2 separate regions of the Mus musculus genome follow, and region 2 is linked to region 1. Evidence: chromatin contacts called from ENCODE POLR2A ChIA-PET data. All regions are on one chromosome and are shown on one strand. The core of a region is the stretch at or near the end of the contact, and the rest is flanking DNA. Distances in the headings are between cores, read along the strand shown.

Region 1 (6,906 bases), core at 1,576-4,075:
TTTTTTAAAAGATTTATTTATTATATGTAAGTACACTGTAGCAGCCTTCAGACACTCCAGAAGAGGGAGTCAGATCTCGTTATGGATGGTTTTGAGCCACCATGTGGTTGCTGGGATTTGAACTCCAGACCTTTGGAAGAGCAGTCGGGTGCTCTTACCCACTGAGCCATCTCACCAGCCCCTCAAAATTTCTAGAGTCTGACACAAGGTGGTTTATTTCAGGCATATATAAGTACAGTACAATTTGAAAAACAAGTTTCTGGTATAACACACAGTCCCGTGTTCATAAGGAGGCATAATTACATTGAAACTCTTCTCAAAGTACATGTCGCTTCTTCCATGCAGATGGGTCCTAAAGATAGGCTGCATGTGTTATCTTAGGGACCCAAGGGGAGGATCTGGTGTGGTCTCAGCCATACAGATAGCACAGAGGTCATCGAGACTGTTAGTCACCTCCATTCCCAGCCTTCTGGGCAGAGACCAGTTGTACATTCATGGAGGAGACAGCCCCATACAGTGTTTAACATTCCTAGCTTCCCTAATGCTCTCTGTGAGCACAAGGACCTTTGTGCTCCTAACACCTGTCCAACCTTTGCAGGGTCTCATGTAGCCCGGACTGGCCTGGAGCTTATCCCCTGCCTCAGATCTCCCAAATTCTGGGATTATAGTCCTGTGCTATGATGTCTGGTTTACAGTGTTAGTTTTTAGGGGCCACAGCTGAATTTACTTCACAGAAAATCTACCATATTTCTTTGCTTAACATGGGTAAATAAATTCCCACGATGTTAGAGTTCACTTGTTAAAATGAGTCACCTGGAGGGTTTCCTATTTATCCCACTATTAAGTTAACAAAATACAGGTTGGAGCGGCCTGGAGGAACAGCTCAGCTGCTAAGAGTGCCTGTTGCTCTAGCAGTGGGCCTGAGTTTAGAGCCCAGCACCAGTTTCAGGGGATCTGGTGCCTCTTCTGATCTTCATGGGCACTAGGCACCATATGTAGTACACGTACATACATACAGGCAAACACCCATACACATAAAAAGTAAAAATAGAAATACAACTTGGAGCTGGGCATGGTGGTATACACCTATAATCCCAGCACTTGTGAGGCAGAGGTGGTAGATCTCTGTGTTTCAGACCAATCAGGGCTTCAGTGTAGTGAGACCCTATCTCCAAAACAAAACAAGTTGGGGAAAAAAAGTGGTGGTGGTGGTGGAAACAAAAGATGTTCACTGATAATGAGATAATGAGATAAATGAGATAAAGAGATATTTGTTAATTCAAGTGTGATCTTTAAGTGAGATAGCTTGGTGGAATTTTTTTTTTTTTAAAGACTGATTCACTTTAAAAAGTTGTGTATGTTTTGCCCACATGAACTCTGTACCTAAGTCCATAGAATAAAAGGAGGGTGTCAGGTTGTCGGATTCTCTGGAACTGGAATTACAGATAGTTGTGAACCACTTAGTAGCTGCTGGGAACCAAATGAGTGTCCTCTAGAAGAGTAAGTTCCCTTAACAGCTGAGCCATCTCTCTAGCCCCTTGTTGTTTTTTATCTATTTATTTAATGTGTATTGGTGTGTTTGCCTGCATATGTATGTTCACTGCATGCACAAGTCACAAACAGTTGTGAACTACCATGCAAGTGGCTGGGAATCAAACCTGAGTCCCCTCAGAAGAGTAGTCAGTGCTCTCAACCGTTAGGCCATCTCTCCAGCCTCTTGTTGGGGTTTCTTAACATGTAGTAAGCCTTGTCGTGCCTTCACACTTTATGAAGTTCTCTTTGCTATGGACGTAGGATCAGCAGAGCTGCCTGAAGGCTTAGGAATTTTTGTTTTTTGTTTTTGTTTTAGAGGACCAGGTTTCTCTGTGTAGCTCTGGCTGTCCTGGTACTCTCTCTTTAGACCATGTTGGTTTTGAACTCAGAGAGGTGCCTGCCTCTACAGCCTGAGTGATGGCATTAAACATATGTGCTACCACTGCCTGGCTAGGTTTAGGGTTCTTACCTCTATGTGACTAGTAAGTGACAAACAATGCTCCAAGGCAGGTCTTTGAGTGACAGATGTCCTTTCCTAAGAGTCACTTTGATTAGGGAAAGATACCTGATTTGGGGAAGTGACGTCTATAGTGGGGTATGCATATACCTGTGCATGTGTGTGTAGTATTGCATGTGTATGCTCGGACCTGCCTCCTGTGCACCTGGGTGCAAAATCATCGTCTTTAGAGATCTCTACTTTGAGACAAGGTCTCTTAATAAAACCTTATACCAGTCACTTAAGCTCAGTGGCTCTGTCTAGCTCCATTTTTTAAACTTTGGATTAGAGGTGGATGTCTGGGGACCCAAACTCACATTATCGTGCTTGGGCAACAGGCTCTGTACCCAAATGAGTCATCTTCCCATCGAGTGAGGCTTATTAGTGGTGCCTAAAAACATCTCATTTCCTTTTTCACCTTGCATAGAGCCAGAGGGAAGTGAGAATGGCTTTTCCCAGTCCTTAATTTCTTTCTCACCTTCCCACCCAAATTCTCAATAAGCACACATTGCCCTGGTAAAAGAAACTTGGTGGGAGTGGCAGCAGGCACTTCAGCCTTGTGCCACGGAATGAAGCAGAATAGCTGTGAGCGCGTGGCCACAGATGCTCTGCTGTCCCTTCAAACCCTAGGGGGGACGACTAGAAACAAAAAGGTGTGAGGCCTTAGGGAGGGAGGGCCCCATAGGGAGGAAGGGCCCCATAGGGAGGGAGGGCCCCAGCTCTGGAAGAGTCCCTGCCTTGGGCCCCGCCTCTTGGCTTCGAGCAAGGGGTGGGGTTTGTCGGGGCGGAACCCCTGAGGCGGGAACCGCTGTGGATTGCTGGAGTCCGCCGGGACCAGCACCGCGTGGTAGTCGCTGCAGTCCGCTGCCCGCAGACTTTGGACCTCGGAGACATGGTCTGTACCCAGAAAGAGCTCGTCAGGTGGACTCTCTCAGTTTGTGTGGAGTATGAACTGGGAGCATCGCGTACGCCCGGAAGAAGGCGAGGGCGGCCAGGTCGCGCTGTCTCTTTAAGAACGCTCTCCTGCTAACTGAGACCGTGAGTAACTGAGCCCCTAGTTCCAGGAGAAACCCTTAAATTTGGGTATTTTATTGGGTCAGGAGAGATGGGTGAGTTTGGGGGAAGTTACTAAGGGTAGAGGGGGGCCTTCACTTTGAAGCAGGGCCGGTGGCTCGGGTATTTTGAACATGGAGGGGGCAGTTGGGCTTAATTCCAAAGCGAGGAGTGCCCCTCACCTGAACTCGATGGCCATGGTGCACTGCCTTTCATGACTCAAGAAGCCCCATAGCTGGTGAATTACTGGGGTGAAGGCCGGAAGCTTCAGGTTTCAGTGGTTGGGCAATGGGGCCAGGGAATCTCTGCTACTGTCTGTCAGTTGGGTCTTGGCCCCTGAATTCTGCAGGCACTTTCCTGGACTGAGAAGTGCAGCTGGACTGATGGCCATATGCTAGCCTGCCTCAGAACCTCATCACTGTAATACTAAGGAGTTGGCAGCACAGTGCCAAGTCTGGCACCTGCAGGGCAGAGTGGTGAGGTTAAGTGGTCTAATGACACAAGGTAGGGTTGTGAAGTCACAGAGGAAGTGGGATGCTGCAGCTAGGGACTGAAGCTGGCTACCCAAGGATGGGGAAGACATTGCCCGAACAAGATTCTGTGTTTTCTGCCTGTGGAAGGGAGCCTCTGGGACTGGCAGGGCATATCTGGGGCCCGAGGTGGACCGATGAGTCGGGTGAGGCCACCCCACTGTAAGGGTCCCCCTTCCCATCTTATACTGGAATAAAAACAGTCTCATGTCCCCTAAACACCACCCACGGTATGTGGAAGGAAAGAGGTTGACTCAGGGTACATCCTATGGTCTCCACTTCCTTTCCCCAAGGCGGACCGTTCTTGCTAACTCCCACCCTAGCTCTATGCACTTTCTGTTCCTCCTGAGTAGTTGGCATCCAGGATTTGAGGTACCAGGGCTCTGGGGACTCTGTGCTGGAGAACAGATGTGCCCCGGAAATCACCACTGATCCCCACCCTCCTACTCCTCCAGATGCAGAGGCCTCCATGGCTGTGATAAGCCTCATGTTCTTGGCAGTGATGTATGTTGTTCACCACCCCCTGATGGTCAGTGACCGCATGGACCTGGACACGCTAGCTAGGAGTCGGCAGCTGGAGAAGCGAATGAGCGAGGAGATGCGGCAGTTAGAGATGGAGTTTGAAGAGAGGAGCCGAGCCGCTGAGCAGAAGCAGAAAGTGGAGAACTTCTGGAGAGGGGATACATCCAGTGACCAGTTAGTGCTGGGGAAGAAGGACATGGGATGGCCCTTCCAGGCCGGTGGCCAAGATGGGGGGCCTCTGGGCTGGATACTGGGAAACCTGTGGAATGCAGGCCTCTTTTGCCTTTTTCTCATCTTTGAGCTCCTACGACAGAGCATGCAGCACGAGCCAGCCTTTGAGTCCAGCAGCGAGGAGGAAGAGGAAGAGATCCGTGTCGTGCCCGTCTCCTCTTACACCCGGCTCTCTGATTTTCCCTCCCAGGAAGCCCTGGAAGCCTTTTACAAACATTATATCCAAAATGCCATCCGTGACCTGCCCTGCACCTGTGAGTTTGTGGAGAGCTTTGTGGATGATCTCATTGAGGCCTGCCGGGTGCTCAGCCGCCGGGAGGCTCACCCACAGTTGGAGGACTGCCTGGGCTTTGGGGCTGCCTTTGAGAAGTGGGGAACCCTCCACGAGACCCAGAATTTCGATGTCCTGGTGCCCATTGTCCCTCCCCAGGGCACTATGTTTATCTTGGAGATGAGAGATCCGGCTCTGGGCCGTCGTTGTGGCTGTGTGAAGGTGGACTCTGAGTGCATGTGCAAGCATGAGAAGCTCTTGGGGGATGTGTTGTGCCTGGTGCACCACAGGGACCACTCAGCCATGTTGAGCAAGTGTACTAGCTCCATCAAGGCAGCTCTCTGCACCAGCTCGCACCTGGACGTGTGTAAGACCGTGCAGTGGTTCCGAAACATGGTGAGCAATGCCTGGGCACTAGTGGCCCACAAATACGACTTTAAGCTCACTTTCCCACCGTCCACCACCTCCTGCAAGCTCAGGTTGGGTTACCGCTCAGGCCGCTCTCTGTCCATCAGTTTGGTTCTAGGGGTGCAACGGGAAGATACCTTGGTCTACCTGGTGAGTCAGGCCCCCGAGCAAGAACAGCTCACCAGTGTGGATTGGCCTGAGTCCTTTGCAGCTTGTGAACACTTGTTTCTGAAGCTGGTGGGGCGCTTTGCCCCTGAGAACACCTGCCACCTCAAGTGCCTGCAGATCGTTTTGAGTCTTCAGGACCATCAGATCTTACCCCCGGGAGCATCTCGCCCCATTCTCACCTCCTACCACTTCAAGACAGCCCTCATGCACTTGTTGCTACGACTGCCTCTGACAGACTGGCAGCACAGTATGCTCTCTCTGCGCCTCCAGGACCTCCTCTGGTTCTTAGGCCGAGGCCTCCAGCAAAGGTCTCTCCATCATTTCCTCATTGGTAACACCTACCTGCCCCTGACCATACCCATTCCTAAGGCATTTCGGAATGCTGAGCCTGTCAATCTTTTCCAGCACCTGGTACTAAACCCAGTGGCACACTCGCAGGCAGTGGAGGAATTCCACAACCTTTTGGCCCAGGTGAAAACTCTACCTTGCTCCCCAGTGGCTGGAGGACTTTAATGGAAAGACCATTAAAATATATACATGTAGATAGGTATTGCTGATTCCTCAGGCTGCAAATGTGACTGACCTTCGCCTTGCCCGTGGGAAGAAGGCTGCAGCCAGTGGAGCCTGATCTGGGAGAGCTGGGGGTGGCTGAGGGCTTATCTCCTGACTTAATTTCAGTCATGACCTAAAGAAAGTAAAAGTGCGTGAAAACAAATGTTATGGGAGGGGATTGCCGCTGTGGCACTGAGATCCTGTTGAACTGCATTTTGTATCAACCCTGGAAGCCAAAGCTCCAGCGATCCCTCCGTGCTAGCTCAGTTCTTTCTGTGACTGGCTCCGTGTTCCCTGTGAAACAGCTTGTGTTGCACTGTTAGCGTAATTCCCACCCAAACTGATGCCTCCCACCTTTCTCCCTTGAAGCGACAGCCACAGTTTATACTTCAAGATGTAAGTTTTCATGACTGGTTTGAAAGCACAACCAAGATGTTTCTTTTCTTTTCTTTCTTTCTTTCTTTCTTTTTTTTTTTTTTTTTTTTTTTTTTTTTGAGACAGGGTTTCTCTGTGTAGCCCTGACTGTCCTAGAACTCACTCCATAGACCAGGCTGGCTTTGAACTTATAGAGATCCACTTGCCTCTGCCTCCCAAGTGCTGGGAGTGTATGCTGCCACTGTCAGACAAAGATGTATTTGTAGTTCATGTGTATGAGTGTTTTGTCTGCATTCTAATCTATGCATCATACGCATGTAATACCTGCAGAGGACAGGAGAGGGCATTAGTTCCCCTGGACCTGGAGTTAAAGATGGTTGTGAGCTGCTGTGTGGGTGCTAGGAATTTAGCTTGGATCCTCTGGAAGAGCAGCCAGTGCTCTTTAACCACTGAGCCAACTTTCCAGCCCCATTCTTTTCTTTTTCTTCATTGGCACACAAATTTATAGCTGTTTTTGTGTGTCTGAGTACTCAAATATTTGTTAGTTTTGATTCATTATGAGTTAGTGGTGACTCATCCCATTTTAAGAAAATGTGTTTCCTAGACTTAGTGAAACCAGCGACACCTGATGACCCTCCTCGTTCCTGGAAGCGCTATTAGAAAGCTCTTCCTGGTGATGATTTTCTGGGGGCTCTACGATGGACAATCTGTTTCCTAGAGAGTGGCCTGTTTGTTACATGGAAAGGCTGAGCTGCCGCTCACTGTGC
Region 2 (7,489 bases), core at 4,190-6,689, 39 kb before region 1:
GTTTGCTTTTCTTGACCTTTGGAGACTGGGTTTCTTTGCATAGCATTGGCCATCCTGGAACTTTCTCTGTAGACCAGGGTAGCCTAACCTCAGAGATTTGACTGCATCGCCTTCGGAGGACTGAGGTGAATATGGGAAGAAGCCTGAGTGGAGTCCATGACTGGCCAACATTTATATTTCTCTTCCTGATTTCTCTTTTGACTTTGTCTCTTTCTGTTACTCTCTATCTCATTCTGCCTCTTATGCTCCAGTCCCCTCAAAGCTCTCCTATCCCTTAGCCCAGCCTTAAACCACCCAGATCCTGCATATGAGAAAAAAAATGGTGGCGTTTGTCTCTGTTGGGCTATGTTATTCTGTGTAACAACACAGAGATCTCAAAGTACATCCATTTCCAGAAAAACTGATCAATTTTCATTCTTATTCATGGTGCAGTGCAATGTTTTGCCCCCATCCTGTGTATATACTGGGTTTTTCTTCTGGGCAGGTTGCATCCCATGCATTTCTGGGTAAAGCTATCCTGATATTCAAGTGTTAACTCACTGCTTTCCCTTCATAACAGATGTCTTGGGTAAGCTTGTCAATGTGTTATCCTTTGAAATGGGGATCCTTGTTCTCCTGGCTAAACTGTTGTCTTCCATTGCCCTTGCTTTCTTTCAGCTCTGAGCCTTCTTCATTCTTTCCATCCACTGTGTTTGTCTATGCTTTGTTCTGGTTTCTTTGCGGCCTTGAGGCATAGCCAGACTTTTCTTTGGAGGTATCTCTAACTTTTAATCTCAGAATCTCTAGCAGTAAGCTTTCTTAGAAGTAATTCTAAATTTTTGCCATCTTTACTTGCTATAGCTCCTGGTGACTCTGACCAAGAGAAGAGAAGTGCCATAATGTCGAGGGAGCTCGAGGCCAGTTTCCATGAAGGGGACACCCTGGCACAGGATTACTACATCTTGGGTACCCTAGGTAAAGGGTCCTTTGCACGAGTCAAATTGGCTCTCCACTTTATGACCCATACCCTAGTAGCCATCAAGATGTTGAAAAGGGGCAAAAATCTCAGACTTCCTGGTTATTTCTGAAATTCAAATCATGAAGTCTCTACACCACCGTCATATATTACAGCTTCTACAAGTTTTTCAAACCAGGCACAAAACCTACCTGGTGATGGAATATGCATCCCGGGGATCCCTGCTGAAATACATCAAAAAGCGTCGGCCTCTAGATGAGGAAGAGGCATGTACCATGTTTTCAGAACTCTCTTTGGCTGTCAACTATATCCACAGTCAGAATATTGCCCACCAAGACATCAAGGCTGAGAACATCCTATTGGATTGGGATGGCCATGTAAAACTCACTGATTTTGGCATAAGCAAAAGACTGGCCTCTGGGGAGAAATTCAAGGGATTTTGTGGCACAGCACAATATTGTGCTCCTGAAGTGTTCAATGACACACAATATGGTGGCCTTCCAAGCGACATATGGAGTCTTGGAATGGTATTATACTATCGGCCACCTTCCCTTTCAAGGGACAACGCACTCCAACATAAAGTACATGATACTATCCCAGAGCTGGTGGATTCCATATCGCCTGTCTCCAGAGCTTTGAGACCTAATGATGAGATTAATGACAATAGACCCCACAATGAGGCCATCCATCAAAGAAGTATTGGCATACCCGTGGCTGCGCCGTGAATGACATATTGAATGACATTAGCAAGATAGTGTTTGACCTTGTCCTGATGTGCAATGATAGCTGCTGAGAACTCTAACCTGATGCACAGGCAATGGCAAGTGTATAGAATCTCTGAGCTGAATTAACTGTGCCAATGAGGACTCCACATATCTTTATAAGTATCTTAAATGGAAATTCAATATTAATTTGTTCCAGCTAACCTAGTCAACTTGTACAGCCACCCATAGGGTCTGTTTTTATTCACATGTGTATTAGTCAGGGTTCTCTAGAATCACAGAACTTATGGAATGTCTGTCTCTATATATTAAAGGAATTTACTAGAACGGTTTATAGTCTGCACTCCAACTAACCCAACAATGAGCAACTGTGAATGGGAAGTCCAAAAATCTAGTAGTTGTTCAGTCCCAAGAGGGTAGGTGTTTCAGCTGGTCTTCATTATCAGCTGGAATACTGAAGAAGTAGAATCCAACAGATGTGCTGGCAAATAAGTCAAAGCAGAGAAGAACAAGGAGGAAGAAGAGGAGGAAAAAGAGAAGGGGGCCGAGAAGGAGGAGGAGGAGGAGGAAGAGGAGGAGGAGGCCTTCCTTCTTCCATAGTCCTTATGTAGGCCTCCAGCAGAAGGTGTGACCCAGATTATAGGTGTGTACCACTTTGCCCAGATTTGAAACTTGCTGTAACCCTGGCTGGTCTTGAACTCAGAGATCGTTTCCCTCTGTCTCCTGGGACTAAAGGTGTGTATGACCTTGTCTGGATCCAAGCTTTGCATGGTCCCTAAATCTCAAGATCGGGATCAAGCCGGGCAGTGGTGGCACACGCCTTTAATCCCAGCACTCAGGAGGCAGAGGCAGGCAGATTTCTGAGTTCGAGACCAGCCTGGTCTACAAAGTGAGTTCCAGGACAGTCAGGGCTACACAGAGAAACTCTGTCTCAAAAAACAAAACAAAACAAAACAAGATCTGGATCAAAAGCTTGTGTCAGCCTTGCAGTGGTGGCACATGCCTTTAATCCCAGCATTTGGAAGGCAGAGGCAGATGGATTTCTGAGTTCCAAGCCAGTCTGGTCTACAGAGTGAGTTCCAGGACAGCCAGGGCTACAGAGAAATCCTGTCTCGAACCACTCTCCCCGTCACACACACAAAAAAGCTTGTGTCATCCCATGTCAACATCCAAGTCAGAAGCCGCAAGATCTGGATCACAGGTGTGCCCTCAATTTCTGGATTGCAGTTCATTCCAGGTATAGTCAAGTTGACTACCAGGAATAGCCACCACAACCAATATGCATAAATTAATACATGCTGGAAAATTACAAAGACATTCACCCTGTGTGAATTAAGTCCTTCTTCATAACGGTGATGCCCGCAGCTGACTCCTTTGAACTTTAGTCTGTGGTCTAGCTATTGGCTATCCTGTTTCGTCTAAGAGCATACACAGTAAGCTGCTCCTCCTACTCTGGTCTGAAGGCAGAAGGCATGCTCCACAGGCAAAACCCTTCACCTGTTACTGAAGTGAACAGTTCATTACATGACTCAAATGAGGAATTTTAAAACACTGGTGTGGTACAATCCTTTATCTCAATATTTTAAGAATTTTCATCCATAGGAAAACAAGGTTATTGCCCGGGGAGCATGAGACTGGGATCAAAGGTGCCTGAGTCAACATAGCTTCTCTTAGAAACAGTTCTAGTACAGGGAAGAAGATGCAGCTCTCCTAGAATTTTTGCACCTTCCCCAGAAGAAATCGCTCCTAAGTGATTACAAGATTAATTAAGAAAAATCTCTTTAATGACAGCATGCATTCAGCTCTGGCTAATGCTTAGAGAAGAGACAGCCAAGAACAGATTTTACATTCCACATATGCTGTCTCATGTAAGTCTCTCTTAGGTTCAGGCCCCAGGTTAAACAATTTAAATATGGACTGGAGACTGCAAGTCCCACAGATGGGAGATTTACACAGAAAAGATATAACCAGAATTATTTTTAAGTATACCAGTGCATTGAAACAGCAGGCCACTCTTTGGTGATGGGGTCCTGAGTTTGAGGTGCCGGAAGATGAGAAGGTTGGAAAAGTAGAAGAAAGCAGTGGTGGCAAACGCCTTTAATCTGAGTACTTGGGAGGCAGAGGCAGAGGTAGACAGATTTCTGAGTTCAAGGCCAGCCTGATCTACAGAGTTTGTTCCAGGACAGCCAGGGCTACACAGAGAAACCCTGCCTGGATAAATAAATAAATAAATAAATAAATAGAAGAAAGTATCAAAATTGTGATGGGGGTGTCTTGGATAGGCTGTCTATGCCACACAGGCTTCTGGAGAACAGCATCTTGTATACTTCTTACAGGGGGAAAATGGAACAAGATAGGAGACTTCTATGAAGTCAGCACAAACTACTATACAGTGAGAAAACCACAGGAAGGAGCTAATAAAAGAAAGCTGGAAAAACAGGAAGAGAGAATCTCTCAAAAACGTTCCTGACCAAGCCCACACTGGACTCGGGACTGATAACCATAGCCGCATGTGGTGGGATCTCAGGGTCTGAAGCAAGCCATCCCCGAAGGCCCTGGCCCCAGACCTCCACCCGCTCTCCCAAGCACCGTCCTTGCTTTAGAGAAGGAGCTCTATTTTATTCCCAGCACTTCAGGGCCTTAGGGGAAGCTCCCAAGCCTGAGCCCCAGGTTGGCATTGGCTCTGGAGACCTAGAAGGAGCTGTTCTATGCCTTGCTTGACCAGGCCAGTCCTCACCAAACAGTGTTTTTCCTTTTCAAAGAGTTATCACCAGCTGTAGTCTTGCCCATGTGACAAAACGATGCTTTTCTCAAGAAGAAAACCAGACCTTTATGGCACACCAGGCCTTAAAGTTGGTTGTGGCCCTATATTGCCCCTTGGAGCCACTTGTTAGAGACCTGCTCTTTGAAGTCAGGATGGGGCTAATTCATGATTGTAAAGCAGAGTTGTCTCCTACCTTATGGTTTGTGGACAAATGTCTGGACAATCCCGGTAAACTACCACATGTATTCTAGCATCCTATTCTCCAATCGGCCTTTTTAGCATAGCACATACCTGTGTGGAGTTTTAGGGGCAGTCCTCCCTCACCTACATTCGACTTGCCGCCACTACAAGCATTAGTCGATCCTTTACATCAATTTTACTCTTCTACATCACAGCTTAATATTTGAGTGCTATCCGACACACGAGATGCCTTTTACAGGCTCCACAAAATTAACTCGAAATGGGACTTATACCTAGCTATAAAATGCCTAAATGCTAAGGCCAAAACTTACAGAAGAAACTATAGAAACAAGGGCTCTCCAAGTTTGGCATCCTGCCAAGGGTATTTCTACACAGAAGCCCTTTCCCCAAATGCTTTGTGTAGATGCAGCCACCCTAGTGAGATTATTCCGAGCCCACAGCCGGGCCCAGGGAGAGAGAAGGACCACAGGGGAACCTCACAAGTAACAGCTTCTGTCAGGCTGCTGTTTACCACAGAGCCCCCTGGGCTCAGCCGCCTGCTCCTCCCTTTGTGGGAGACTGCCCTGCACTTAACGTGTCGGAACTTCTGGGCTTGCCTGAGCTCCCCGCACCCAGGAGCGGCACACAGAACACATCAAGCAGAAACATTCAAGACTGCTAGCTAAATTTAAAAGAGGAACTTGCAAGATCGCACCCGGAAGAGCCCGCCTTCTCTTTTGGGTGGCAGATCCGTCTGGATGTCCTAATTGGCTAGTGAATCTGGAGTGACATACACACCACCCATTGGATTAGAGTGTGCTGAAGGGACACAGCGGAATAATTCCGGGCACAGGTTGCCAGTCTGAGGCCAGTCCTTTCCCGGATCTGTAGAAATTTGCATTTCAGTACCACCTTTGTCTTTCTTCCAATTGCTTGCCGGTCTTTTTCCCCCACCCTGGTCAGGGGAAGACCCACAACTCCAATTTGCTCTTGGCTAAGTTACCCGCTTCTCTCCACTGTGGGCCACATTGCAAATTTGGAGCTTTCCAGAGCTCCAGTCACAACACTCAGTAGGCACTTCCGCTTCTTCCTTTTGGAATCATTGAGACTTTACTTAGGGAATGTTGATAAGTTCACATATAGGTTTGCCTACCCCTATGCATGCTATGTTAAATCCTCTTCTGAACTTGATCACAAGGTAAAAGCAGAGATTTTTAAGGGCATTCTTAGCTCAAAGTCATGCAGAAACATACGTAAATTATAAAAGTATTGGACAGAAATACCTCTAGAATGTTCATCTTCTATTACAAAATCTTAGCTAACCATCCAGTAAATGACGCTGTAAAAGTAGATGGCTAAGGAGCTCTTTGTTAATCATTATCTGTGATCTAACCAATAAATGTATCAAAATATATAGATACAAAAATGTATCAATGTACAGAAAGAACAGAGAACACTAATGCAGAGGACCAACCTCACCTAGGTCTGGGTTCCTAAGAGAAGGGGTGTTTGAGAGCAACAGGGAAACAAGCAACTTGAACTCAAATCATGGGTCCAAGCTGCTGGCTTATGTTCTGCTGAGATAGCATTCCAGATGAGATGGCTTCCCAGACTGCTTTCTCTGTGTCTGTGTGCTCTAGACTGATTTTACTTTCTATTCTAAAACCTCTGTGGTTGAGACAGCTAGCTTTCTGCGTGAGACAGCTCTCTCTGCTAGTAAAAATTCTAAACGCTCTCTGGATAGCTCCTCAGTTTTCTCACCAAAGTCAGAAAAACTGATCTAAAAAATTCTTGGCTTTTCCAATCAAGTCAAAAATACTGTTAGAAAAATTCTAAAAGTAATTCTTGGGTTATCAAAATCAGAAAGGAAAAAAAAATCTGCTGTGTTCACTCTTCACATAGCCTTCTCTGGATAACTGCTAGAAAACATTTTAACAGAGCTCTGTCACCTCTCTAAGTAATTCTTGGAATTTCTAACCTCAGACATTAGAATGTTAGGAAAAAATCTTGAAGAGCTGTGTTTGCTTTCCAGAGATATCCAGATAGCTCAGCTCTCATTACAGAAAAAACACTTTAAAAAGTACTGCAGTATCTTCCTGCTAGCTCATCATATACAGATCAAAAGCCTGGGTTTTTTTTATTACATATGAATTTGGTTATTTATTCCAGGATCCCTTTTGATTATCCTATGAATCATCTGCCCATAACCCCAGCTCCTTGATACTTAAGAGACAGCAAGTACATTTTATTTATTTATTTTAACAATGTAAAAGAATTCAGAAATCTTGCTTAACTCTGTTATGTAGCTGGGTAGGAGTGTGCTGGGGGGACACAGAGTAGTTGCAAGCAGTGGAATGTTTCTATTGAGGCTTACTGGGCTATCCTAGTAGGTATTTGGAAGACTCTGCTGCTGAGAGTGACTTGTACTGTGCAGACCTGGCCCAAGATGTTTCAGTGAAGAAGAACTTCAGTATCTGGCCTAGAGACTGTTTTTGGTGAAGAAGATGGTTCAGACCCTTGTCTGAAGAGTCTACCTGAGACTAAAGTAAAGAGATTTATATTAATTACATTAACAAAATAAGTCTTAAAAAAATCCCAGCAGAGACCTTGCTCTCTTGTTTTGTCTTATAAAGAGTGTTTTAATTAAAAGGAGCAAGCAGAGAAAGGAAAAATATAAAATGTATGTTTTAAGTATTAATGGGGCACCAGGAAGTGAAATGAAGCTGAATCAAATGATCAAGGAGATAAACAAAATATGGGGGTGGTAGCTTTGGTGCAAGATCCCAACCAACAAAGCTTAGATCCACGCATGATGGAACATGCCTTTAATTTCAGGAGACAGAGACAAGCAGATCTCTGAGTTCAAGG

The links. ChIA-PET counts read pairs that join two places held with the same protein, here RNA polymerase II (POLR2A).
Region 2: POLR2A ChIA-PET joins it to region 1 with 10 read pairs in embryonic stem cell. The contact joins the enhancer-like site here to the promoter of Itpripl1 in region 1. POLR2A ChIA-PET finds 5 or more read pairs at or near these places in 3 of 5 experiments (Patski and embryonic stem cell).

What each region holds. Positions count from the first base shown.
Region 1 is chr2:127,139,376-127,146,281 of GRCm38, reverse strand. It overlaps Itpripl1 (inositol 1,4,5-triphosphate receptor interacting protein-like 1), which reads left to right and starts at 2,825. Exons shown (of 2, transcript NM_001163527.1): 1 at 2,825-3,067; 2 at 4,068-6,906. The coding sequence starts at 4,082. The coding sequence ends at 5,725.
Region 2 is chr2:127,180,866-127,188,354 of GRCm38, reverse strand. It overlaps 1810024B03Rik (RIKEN cDNA 1810024B03 gene), which reads left to right. Exons shown (of 2, transcript NM_198630.2): 2 at 841-2,000. The coding sequence starts at 1,078. The coding sequence ends at 1,680. Among named protein-coding and RNA genes, the nearest start is that of 1810024B03Rik, 24 kb to the left of the region's middle. Within about 2 kb of position 5,439, at least 1 of the 3 ENCODE cell types and tissues checked has a DNase peak (open chromatin) inside an H3K27ac peak, as active enhancers do.